Regions from separate parts of the Homo sapiens genome. Here all the other regions are linked to region 1. A link is a contact called in ENCODE Hi-C or POLR2A ChIA-PET data. All regions are on one chromosome and are shown on one strand. The core of a region is the stretch at or near the end of the contact, and the rest is flanking DNA. Distances in the headings are between cores, read along the strand shown. Region 1 has its middle 56 kb from the start of ALDH7A1. Region 2 has its middle 17 kb from the start of SPMIP10. Region 3 overlaps GRAMD2B (GRAM domain containing 2B). Region 4 overlaps PHAX (phosphorylated adaptor for RNA export).

Evidence for each region. Hi-C counts contacts between places; a loop is a spot of excess contacts on that map. ChIA-PET counts read pairs that join two places held with the same protein, here RNA polymerase II (POLR2A). Pooled maps may share reads with other maps.
Region 2: a loop to region 1 is called in a map of K562, with 2.9 times the contacts of the local background. The contact joins two enhancer-like sites. A Hi-C loop is called at or near these places in 1 of 168 maps with a recorded cell type or tissue (K562), 1 of 37 single-sample maps with no recorded cell type and 5 of 50 pooled maps.
Region 3: a loop to region 1 is called in a pooled map, with 3 times the contacts of the local background. The contact joins two enhancer-like sites. A Hi-C loop is called at or near these places in 5 of 168 maps with a recorded cell type or tissue (CD4-positive, alpha-beta T cell, astrocyte of the cerebellum, mammary epithelial cell and 2 more), 3 of 37 single-sample maps with no recorded cell type and 9 of 50 pooled maps. POLR2A ChIA-PET finds 5 or more read pairs at or near these places in 5 of 52 experiments (BJ, WTC11, activated CD4-positive, alpha-beta T cell and 2 more).
Region 4: a loop to region 1 is called in a map of GM12878, with 2.7 times the contacts of the local background. The contact joins two enhancer-like sites. A Hi-C loop is called at or near these places in 16 of 168 maps with a recorded cell type or tissue (CD4-positive, alpha-beta T cell, CD4-positive, alpha-beta memory T cell, GM12878 and 12 more), 37 of 37 single-sample maps with no recorded cell type and 20 of 50 pooled maps. POLR2A ChIA-PET finds 5 or more read pairs at or near these places in 10 of 52 experiments (A549, GM10248, GM12878 and 7 more).

The regions. Positions count from the first base shown.
Region 1 is chr5:126,537,915-126,540,637 of GRCh38, forward strand. No RefSeq gene overlaps it. Among named protein-coding and RNA genes, the nearest start is that of ALDH7A1, 56 kb to the right of the region's middle. Within about 2 kb of position 1,362, at least 6 of the 41 ENCODE cell types and tissues checked have a DNase peak (open chromatin) inside an H3K27ac peak, as active enhancers do; they include mammary epithelial cell, where a contact is called at or near this core.
Region 2 is chr5:126,647,745-126,650,467 of GRCh38, forward strand. No RefSeq gene overlaps it. Among named protein-coding and RNA genes, the nearest start is that of SPMIP10, 17 kb to the left of the region's middle. Within about 2 kb of position 1,372, at least 2 of the 41 ENCODE cell types and tissues checked have a DNase peak (open chromatin) inside an H3K27ac peak, as active enhancers do.
Region 3 is chr5:126,459,717-126,462,439 of GRCh38, forward strand. The region is part of intron 1 of GRAMD2B (GRAM domain containing 2B); the gene reads left to right. Among named protein-coding and RNA genes, the nearest start is that of GRAMD2B, 38 kb to the left of the region's middle. Within about 2 kb of position 1,380, at least 6 of the 41 ENCODE cell types and tissues checked have a DNase peak (open chromatin) inside an H3K27ac peak, as active enhancers do; they include mammary epithelial cell, where a contact is called at or near this core.
Region 4 is chr5:126,614,088-126,616,810 of GRCh38, forward strand. The region is part of intron 3 of PHAX (phosphorylated adaptor for RNA export); the gene reads left to right. Among named protein-coding and RNA genes, the nearest start is that of PHAX, 15 kb to the left of the region's middle. Within about 2 kb of position 1,349, at least 2 of the 41 ENCODE cell types and tissues checked have a DNase peak (open chromatin) inside an H3K27ac peak, as active enhancers do.

The DNA.
Region 1 (2,723 bases), core at 112-2,611:
GAGGTCAGAGATCCAGACCATCGTGGCTAACACGGTGAAACCTCGTCTCTACTAAAAGTACAAAAAAATTAGCCGGGCATGGTGGCACGCGTCTGTAGTCCCAGCTACTTGGGAAGCTGAGGCAGGACAATGGCGTGAACCCGGGAGGGGAGGCGGAGCTTGCAGTGAGCAGAGATCGCACCACTGAGCGGAGATCACGCCACTGGACTCCATCCTGGAGGACAGAGCGAGACTCCGTCTCAAAAAAAAAAAAAAAAAAAAAAAGTGTGTAGCTCTTCCCCCCTCACTTTCTTCCTCCGGCTCCGACCACGTGAAGACCATGCCTGCTTCCCTTCGCCTTCCGCCATGATAAGTTTCGTGAGGCCTCCCCAGCCACACCTCCCGTACAGCCTGTGGAACTGTGAGTCAATTAAACCTCTTTTCTCATAAATTACTCAGTCTCAGGTAGTTCTTTATAGCACTGTGAGAACAGACTAATACACACATCAATCCTAATTTTCTGATTTTGATGGTTGTAATGTAGTTATGCAGGAAAATGTCCTTGTCTGTGGGAAATATACACTAAAGCATTTGGGAGTAACAGGGCATCAGATCAACAACATTCTCAAATAATTTAGGGGGAAAAGTTCTATGTACTTGCAACTTTTCTTTAAGTTACGATTATGTCACAATAAAAGACACTGCAAAAAAAAGGAAAAGTCAACAATTAAGAGTCAGACAGGGAAGGTGAGCAAATAAGAACTCTGCTATTTCAGGGACACTATTCACATTCACAAGAATACTATGAGGCCAGGCTACTTGGATTCAAATCTCAGCCCCATCATTTATCAGCTGTGTGACTTGGGGAAAGTTACTCAACCTCTCTGTGCCTCAGTTTCCAAATCAATAAAGTGAAGATCATAATAGTATCTATTTCCTAGGGTTATGAGAATTCCATGGGTTTATATTTGCCAAGTGCTTTTAAAAGTGCCTGGAACACAGTAAGCATCATTTAAGTGTAAATAAAACGAATGACCCATGGAGTTATTCAAAATGGAATAACCTCACACATATGCTCACTGCAGGGAAAGAAGAATGGATGGAAAATTTTTTTAAAAAAAGTTTTGTTTTGTTAGGACAGGGTCTCACTATGTTGCCTAGGCTTGTCTCAAATTTCTGGGCTCAAGCAACCCTCCCTCCTCAGCCTCCCCAAATGTTGGGATTACAGGGATAAGCCATTACGTCCAGCCACATTTTTAACTTAAAAGATACAAACCTGCAATTATAGGCAGTAGGAAAGGCAAGTTACCAATGGTGCTGGAAAGTAAAGCAGCTCATAAATGTGGGGCATTGTCTGTTGACTGCAAAAACTTTTCCATGGTGACCTCCTGGATACAAAGTCAACACAACTCACTTCCCTGCTAAACAGATGATTGCTTTGACCAACAGTGACACCTACAGGTCAACACTGTAAAGACAATTCAATTATATCTGAATGTGGGCCAGATTTCTATAACCCTGGAATTGCCAGGCTGTAAGGATTCTCAACAAGCAAATAGCAAACATTGAGTAGTTGTTGGATCTATATTTCTATTTTCAAACCTAATCTACCTTAGGAAGTAACTGGTCTCTGCAGTAATTTATGCATAAGATGGGGAATCCCATTCACCGTAACAACTGAGCCGGGCACGGTGGCTCACACCTGTAATCCCAGCACTTTGGGAGGCCAAGGCAGCCTGGCCAACATGGCAAAACACTGTCTCTACTAAAAATACAAAAATTAGCCAGGCATGGTGGTGCGCACCTGTAATCCCAGCTACTCCAGAAGCTGAGGTATGAGAATCACTTGAACCCGGGAGGCAGAGGTTGCAGTCAGCTGAGATAGCACCACTGCACTCCAGACTGGGCAACAGAGACTTAAAAAAAAAAATCCGAAATCATAAAATATATAGGAATAAACACAAAAGTTGTTAAGACGTTGCATGAAATAAACTGCAGAATTTTGCTAGGAACCATAAAAATTTGATCAAAATACGTATCATTGATGTTTTTAAGATCTAAGTATTATATATTAGTTCTTCCTAACTTATAAATTTGAGTCCAATAAAAATCCCAAAGAAATTTTTTAAAAACCTGGAAAATGTTTCTAAATTTTATTTAGGAAAATAATTAAAATATTAAAAGCTGAAAACGAATGTGGAAAACATCTTAATAACAGTACCCAACATTTATTGAGCCCTTATCATGAACTTACCAGGCACTGTTAACTTTTATAATTTTACGCTTTAATCCTAACAATTGTATGGGACAGATATTATCAGCATCCTCATACAGTGGAAATAGATTATTTAAGCTTAGCAGCATCTGTGTTTCTTACCTAGGATAACAACTCTCATTTCTTTTAGGGGAATTATCTGTCCTTGATTTCAGCATTAGGACTATTAATCCAGGTGCTTTGCTCTCCCCTTGCCAAGGGGCAGGTAAATTACCTTAAAGGTAAATGATCCATGCTAGGCAAATTGCTTGGTCCTTTCCTGCAGTTTTAATTTTGAGAAACAAAAAGCCTAAAAACAGTTGAAGTTCACTCATTCTAGCAGTGGCGTTTCCACAAGACAGTTGATTTTTACCTGTTACCTAGCTAGGTCCCTAGAGGTAAGGAGACAAACTCAGAAAATAGCAACAGAATTCCATCTCCACTTGCAGACTAAAGAATAAAAAAAAGGAGTCATGTTAGTAGAATCTAC
Region 2 (2,723 bases), core at 122-2,621, 110 kb after region 1:
GAGTCTACCAATATCCTTTCGATTGCCTGTCATGACAACCTCCCTTGTGTTGGAGAGCCCCTTAGGCTTAAGCTTCTCCAAACACTTTTGCAAAAAAGTCATGTCCCCTGGGAAGAAAGTAGGAGCTAGGTGTGTTATGGCCTGCTTCTCCCCTCAGGCAAAATCTCCAAGCCATGGCTGTGGAGTTTGGGATGATTTTTAAAAAGGCACATAGGCCAGGCATGGTGGCTCATGCCTGTAATCCCAGCACTTTGGGAGGCCAAGTCGGGTGGATCACCTGAGGTCGGGAGGTCGAGACCAGCCTGACCAACATGGAGAAACCCCATCTCTACTAAAAATACAAATTTAGCCGGGCAAATACAAACTTAGTGGTGCAAGCCTGTACTCCCAGCTACTCAGGAGGCTGAGACAGGAGAATCACTTGAACCTGGGAGTTGCACTCCATCCTGAAAACAACAGCGAAACTCCATCCCAAGAAAAAAAAAAAAGGCACAAATCTCTCCACATGACACACCTATTCCAGGAGTTGAGCATTCACTGGAATGGAAGGACAGTGTAATTGGGTCTTCTTATCTTGCTTCTCCCAGCATGGAACCACCACCTTACAACCTGGGCAAGTGTAATTGGGGCCTCAATATTCTTGGTGGCTATGTGCGCAATGTAGAGAGCTTCTATCCCATGGGTTGAAGCAGGGTAGAAGACAGTCCCCACCTCTTGGTCACACTTGCCTGGTGCTTAGCCTGAGAAACAGGTAGGGGGAAGGATGAGAAATACTGACATCTTGCCCCTCCTGGGAGGATAGCCCTCTGACTAGAAATGGGAGAAGAGAAGCCCTGTATTCAAGTTCAAGTTCATCTAGAGAGTCATGTTCTCTAGAGTATGTGGTCAGAATTCTTACAGAAGCACCGGGACTGCCCCCTGTAGCCTTTTAGTCCAAACAACTTGACCTTTCTGTTTTAGGCCGGCCCTCATGTCTGCATGCGGCAGCTGCTACTGCTCTAATACTTTTAGAGGCCCTCAAAATCACAAACTATGCTCAACTCACTCTCTACAGTTCTCATAACTTTCAAAATCTATTTTCTTCCTCACACCTGATGCATATACTTTCTGCGCCACCACCCCACTTCTTCAGCTGTACTCACTCTTTGTTGAGTCTCCCACAATTACCATGTTCCTGGCCCGGACTTCTATCCAGCCTCCCACATTATTCCGGATACCACACCTGACCCCCATGACTGTATCTCTCTGATCCACCTGGCATTCACCCCATTTCCCCATATTTCCTTCTTTCCTGTTCCTCACCCTGATCACACTTGGTTTATTGATGGCAATTCCACCAGGCCTAATTGCCACACACCAGCAAAGGCAGGCTATGCTATAGTATCTTCCACATCTATCGTTGAGGCTACCGCTCTGCCCCACTCCACTACCTCTCAGCAAGCCAAACTCATTGCCTTAACTCGAGCCCTCACCCTTGCAAAAGGACTGTGTGTCAATATTTACACTGACTCTCTTTTCGGACTCTGCCCACTTACACCCAAGTGAAATAAACAGACTTGTTGCTCACACAAAGCCTGTTGGTGGACTCTCTTCACACAGACTCGCATAACATAGAAAACATAAGTACGGACCAAAGAATTAGAAGAAATACTAGACTAATTCTCTCTTCTTATTTGGCACGTACTGAAACCTAAGTAAAGGTATATGAGAAGAGATAAACAGTGAGCTATAATTTACATAACTGTGCCATTCTGTAACCCAATTCAGTCCAAGACTTGAGAAATAACTGGGAGTACCTCACAGAGGAGTTATTTTATACATTTAAGGAACAAAAAGCTGGTAGTCCTGAATTTCTAAAAGCTATTTAGGATAAGTAGATTTTTACTTCTTATAATCCCCTAATACTACCTTACCACTAAAATAGACCAGAGCCAATTAAGCCACTTCTCTTTAAGAGGAAGCAGTATCGGCACTCTGTGTCTATTAAGAATCTTTCCAGGGCCAGGCACGGTGGCTCACACCAGTAATCCCAGCACTTTAGGAGGCTGAGGAGGACGGATCACCTGAGGTCAGGAGTTTGAGAACAGCCTGACCAACATAGAGAAACCCTGTCTACTAAAAATACAAAATTAGCCAGGCATGGTGACACACATCTGTAATCGCAGCTACTCGGGAGGCTGAGGCAGGAGAATTGATTGAACCCGGGAGGTGGAGGTTGCAGTGAGCAGAGATTGCACCATTGCACTCTAACCTGGGCAATGAGGAAAATTCTGTCTCAAAAAAAAAAGAATATTTCCATTATTTTCCCTTCCACTGAAAGGGCTAAAGGTAAATTTAGCTGGTAATAGAATAATTTCCAGCAAGGTCTTCGAGTAAAATTTTGAGGTATTTCTTATGTTTATACCACTCAACTAGAATTCAAAATCCAAGGTAATTACTGAGACCAGATTTCCTAGGAATGAGGAATGGGAATGTTGCAGGGCATCCTAAAGGGGCTACACCCTCTATGAACAGATACCTTGCACTCCAGGAGCTCATTAGAGTAAAATTTTTGTACATTTCCAGAATTAAATGGGAAAAAAAAGAAGGTGAACACAAGAGTTGAACTGAACAATGCACAGTGCTTTGTTCTGGCCCCACGAAAACATCTGAATATATCATTTGCATCTAATCGTGCTGTGAAAGTTATCAGGAAGAAAAATGGAGTACCTAATGTTAAAAAT
Region 3 (2,723 bases), core at 130-2,629, 78 kb before region 1:
CACGATTAAAATGATGATTGTTATTTTGTGTGCCAGCTATTATGCTAGGTACTTCAAAATATAAATATTTTTAAGGCTAACACTTTATTAGTGAGAAGATATAGACACTGTTGAATATTTGGGTATGCATCACAAAATGTCTACCGAGGGCAATTTGGCAATAGCTGTAACATTTTTTCTATCATACCTTTTGACACAGCAGTTCCATTTCCAGAAAATTATTCACACATGTAATAAACATATAAGGACATTTGTTGCAATGTTGTTAGTATTTGCAAAAGACTGAAATATACCTACATGCCCCATCAGTAAGGAACTGGTTAAATAACATTTCATCCTTACGATGTAACTTTATGCAGTCATTAAAAAGTATGAGGAAGATCTATGGGTACTGAAAGAACACCAAGATAAAATAAGTTAAAAAAAAAGCAAGGTGCAGAATAGCATGCTGTCTATCATTTGTGGTTCAAAAATGCACACGTTTACATACGCACAGTCTCTCCCAGGAAGGACACACAAGTTGCTGGGAAGAGTAGGTGCCTTTGTGGAGAGAAACTGGGTCACCATGAAACAGGGGTAAAAAGAAAATTTGTTTTTCCATTTGTAACTTTTAAATTTTATACTTATGCTTATAGTGCCTATTCAGAAATAAATATGTAGACAGATAAATGAAATTTATAGTTGTCCAAACAAAAATATATGTATCAGAATTGTAAATGGAAGATCATTCTTCTTGACTTGTAAAAATCTAGTTTGGGAGATTCTGAGTTTATGAAATTGGAAAAGCTAAAGGGTTTCCCAGCCATCCTGTCTCCATTGCTCACTCCTGCACTTCCGCACTCCATTCTATTTCCTTCTTTTGGTCACTGTGAGGCCTCTCTTTATTTGTACTATGGCTGCTGTCCAGCCCTCTTCCATCTCTATAGCCCAACTCTTTGCTTCCCAAGTATCGTGGCCTGTGTCTGCCAGCCACGGAGCCACTGAATAGGCAGCACTCCAAAAACAAGCGTCTATGAGGCCCCAGATCTTGGTGAATCCAGGTGCCAACATGGTTTTCACTACAGTTTCAGGAACACTCTACTTTCACAGACCCACCCATGACCACAGCAATCCCATTGCCAGGCATTTATTCTATGAAGACCCTCTGATGAAACATATCCTATCTTCAGACACTTCTAAACCTTTGTTGATCAAGACTGTGGCTTTAAAATGATCAGAGACTTTTTAAAAAATAATTGTAGATGTAAAACTACCTCTACTTCTACTACCATAAGGAAGCTTAGTGATTTTTTTTATGCCTTTAGCTTAGATTAACATGTGGGTAGACTCAAACACAGGGACTCATCACTGTAATTAGAAGGGAACACACCTTCTTGGACTGAACCACAGTGAAACACTTGTTTTCCTTCACCTGAGACACAGCTGAATCATAGCTTCTACCTTCAGCTACTTATTTACCTGGACTTGCATGTGATGTGCCTGAATACAATACATTCCCAGCAGGAGCGGCAAAGGGCCAGTGATGTGACAAGAGAAAGGTGTATTGAGTTTAGCTGAAACTCACAGAGACTATCTCCAGCAGGAATGATACTTGACTCCACATAAGAGTTCTAATTCTGAAAAATTGTGAAATGAGAATTTAAGTCATCATCAAACTAATGATGTCTGGGAAGTGACAAATATTAGATGGCTGATAGGGATTGTACAACCTGTTTTTGTATGTATAAATTGTGTAACAGTGTGTGGCAGTGTTTTATTGAAACAAGATTGTCCTAGCCAGTAATAAAAATGCTGTTCCCTGGCTGGGCATGGTGGTTTATGCTTTGTAATCCCAGCACTTTGGGAGGCCGAAGCAGGTGGATCACTTGAGGCCAGGAGTTCGAGACCAGCCTGGCCAACACAGCGAAACCCCGTCTCTACTAAAAATACAAAAATTAGCCAGACATGGTGGCAGGCACCTGTAATCCCAGCTACACGGGAGGCTGAGGCAGGAGAATCACTTGAACCTGGGAGGTGGAGGCTGTAGTGAGCAGAGATCACGCCATTGCACTCCAGCCTGGGTGACAAGAGTGAAACTCCATCTCAAAAAAATAAATAAATAAAAATAAAAATGCTCTCCCCTAATAGGTGAAGTCAGGTTTAGTTGTTATAAGCATGACTGTCTCACTGCTTTGAAATTTCTACTAAAAGCCTTTCAGGCAGGGACCATAACTGATGCTTAAAGTGGGTTGGAGATGGGAGGAGAAATAACCTGCCAAGGCCAAGTAAAGGTTGGTCCTGTGTCTCCAGCATTTTCTACTGCTTCTGTGGATACTTACACCTGCCAGCTCACTTACCTGTCTCATCTACAAAGCTCTGAGCACCCTGACAACAGGGACAAGTCCAGTAAATATTTGTTGAAAAAGGAGGATTGGTTTTTTGGTTTGTTTTTTCAGTTGACTCTTTTAGTCAAAGTCCGTAACAGGGCTTTGTCTTCTGGTTAAAAAATAAATAAAAACTGATTTCCTTATTTTCATGATTTAAATGAAACCTGTTCAGCTTCGTTGACCGTAACTTTAAAGTTACTAAGTGGCCTGGTTCAGCTTCATTGACAGTAACTTAAAAGTTTCCAAAAGGCCTTGAGGAAGCATTCCATTTCCCCTCCCACGCTGCTCACTCAAACACACGCTAGCCTCTGCTGCTTGAATTCTACATAGTTTCAGTCTGCTGCTGACAAGACCTCC
Region 4 (2,723 bases), core at 99-2,598, 76 kb after region 1:
TTGCTACTTTTTCTGCAATTAACATATATTTGAGACAGTCTTGCTCTGTCACCCAGGGTGGAGTACAGTGTTGCCATCTCAGCTCACTGCAACCTCTGCCTCCCAGATTCAAACAATTCTCCTGCCCTCAGCCTTCTGAGTAACTGGGATTACAGGCATATCCCACCATGTCCAGCTAATTTTGTATTTTTATTAGAAACAGGGTTTCACCATGTTGGCCAGGCTGGTCTCAAACTCCTGACCTCAAGTGATCCACCCGTCTCGGCCTCCCAAAGTGTTGGGTATAATACCCAACACCCAACCCGTGAGTCACCGCACCCGGCCACAAGTGTGTATATGTACCTATTTCCTTATTTTTAAAAATTCAGTTATTTGAATAGGCAACCAGTTCACATGGTAAAACAAGAAAGAGTATCAAGGGCTAAAGGGAGGAGGCTAAGGGAAATTTATGTGTACAGAGTTTCAGATTTGCAAGATGAAACAGTTTTGGAGATCTGTTTTATAACCGTGTAAATATACTTTACTACTGAACTGTACACTTAAAAATTGTGAAGATGACAAAATTTTTTTGTCATGTCTTTATTATCACAATAAAAAATCAGTAAAAGAGTGTGTAGTGAGAGGCTACCCGGACCACACCTATCCTTGAGCCACCCAGACTCCTCTCCAACACCCATTATTTTTTTTGAGATGGAGTCTCGCTCTGTCACCCAGGCTAGAGTGCAGTGGTGCGATCTCGGCTTACTGCAACCTCTGCCTCCCGGGTTCAAGCGATTCTCCTGCCTCAGCCTCCGAAGTAGCTGGGATTACAGGCACACACCACCACGCCCAGCTAATTTTTATATTTTTAATAGAAACAAGGTTTCACCATGTTAGGCTGGTCTCAAACTCCTGACCTCATGATCTGCCCACTTTGGCCTCCCAAAGTGCTGGGATTACAGGCGTGAGCCACCGTACCCGGCCCTAACACACTTGTTTTTACACAAATGGTCATATACTATGCATACTATTCTATACCTTGCTTTTTTTTTTTAACTTAATTTCTCTTAGAAACCTTATCAAGTATGTAGAGAGCCCCCTCATTCTTTTTTGCAGTTGCTAGCATTCCAGTGAATAGTTATATCATAATTTATATGACTATGTGTATATGACATACATGCTCAGTCGATCCTCATTATTTGTAGATTTTATATTTTCAAATTTGCCTACCTGGTAAAAGTTATTCATAACCTCAAATCAATACTAGTGGTGGTTTCACAGTCATTCACAGATGTGCAGTGTCTAAAAAAATTTGAGTTGTCCGACATGCACATGCTTAGCTGAGGTCAAACAGGGCAACATTGCTTTGTTTCAGCTTCCATACTATAAACAGGTGTTCTTTTCAAGGTCTATTTTAGTGCCATCTTTTTCACATTCTGTGCTTTTTTTTTTTTTTTTTTGCGCCCCTCTGGGGATTTTGCTGTTTAAAATGGCCCCTCCAAGGGTAGTGCTGTAGTGCCAACTAGTGTTTCTAAGTGCAAGAAGACTGTGACATGCGTTAGAGAGAAAATATGGTTAGATAAGCATCGTTTAGGCATGAGTTATAGGCTGTTGGCCACTAATTCAATGTTAATGAATCAACAATATGTTTTCAATAAGGTGTCTTTAAACCAAGATACATACAAGGTTATATACTGATCTGTTGACAAAAGTGTTGTCTATCAGAGGCTTTCAGGAACCTAACCCTGTATTTTTCAGAAGGAATGTTTCAATATTTGCTAATTCAATGTTTGCAGCAACTTTATAAAACGTAACTACCATGACTATTGAGAAGCCACTGTATGTGTGTATATATATCTGATTTATTATATATATACATTTAAATATTTGATCCCTTTGGAATATATCTTGGTATAAGACATGAGGTGTGAATCCAACATAATATTTTCCATGGTGGCTACCCAGTAGCTCAACCACCAACTTTTTTTTTTTTTTTTTTGAAATAGAGGTTTGCATGAGACTTTGTCTCAAAAAAAAAAAAATGAAATGGAGGTTTGCTCTTGTCGTCCAGGCTAGAGTGCAATGGCACAGTCTCGGTTCACTGCAACCTCCACCTCCTGGGTTCAAGTGATTCTCCTGCCTTAGCCTCCCAAGTAGCTGGGATTACAGATATGTGCTACCATGCCCAGCTAATTTTTGTGTTTTTGATAGAGACAGGGTTTCACCATGTTGTTGACCAGGCTAGTCTTGAATTCCTGACCTCAGGTGATCCACCCGCCTCGGCGTCCAAAGTGCTGGGATTACAGGCGTGAGCAACTGCGCCCAGCCTCAAATGCCAATTCTTGAATAATACATTTATCTTCTCCAATTTAAGATAGTATCTGTATCATAGACTAAATACCCATATATATTTGGCTTTTTTTTCTAGGTTTTCTATTTTGCTTCACTGATCATTCTAGTTTTATTTTGGAACCATACTGTTTTAATTATTTAGAGTTTATGATGTGTTTTAACATCTAATAGAATATTCATGGTGGGTGCGGTGGCTCACACCTGTAATCCTAGCACTTTGTGAGGCTGAGGCGGGCAGATCGCCTGAGGTCAGGAGTTTGAGACCAGGCTGGCCAACATGGCGAAACCCCGTTTCTACTAAAAATACAAAAATTCGCCAGGCGTGGTGGGGAGTGCCTATAATCCCAGCTACTCAGGAGGCTGAGGCAGGAGAAACGCTTGAACCCCGGAGG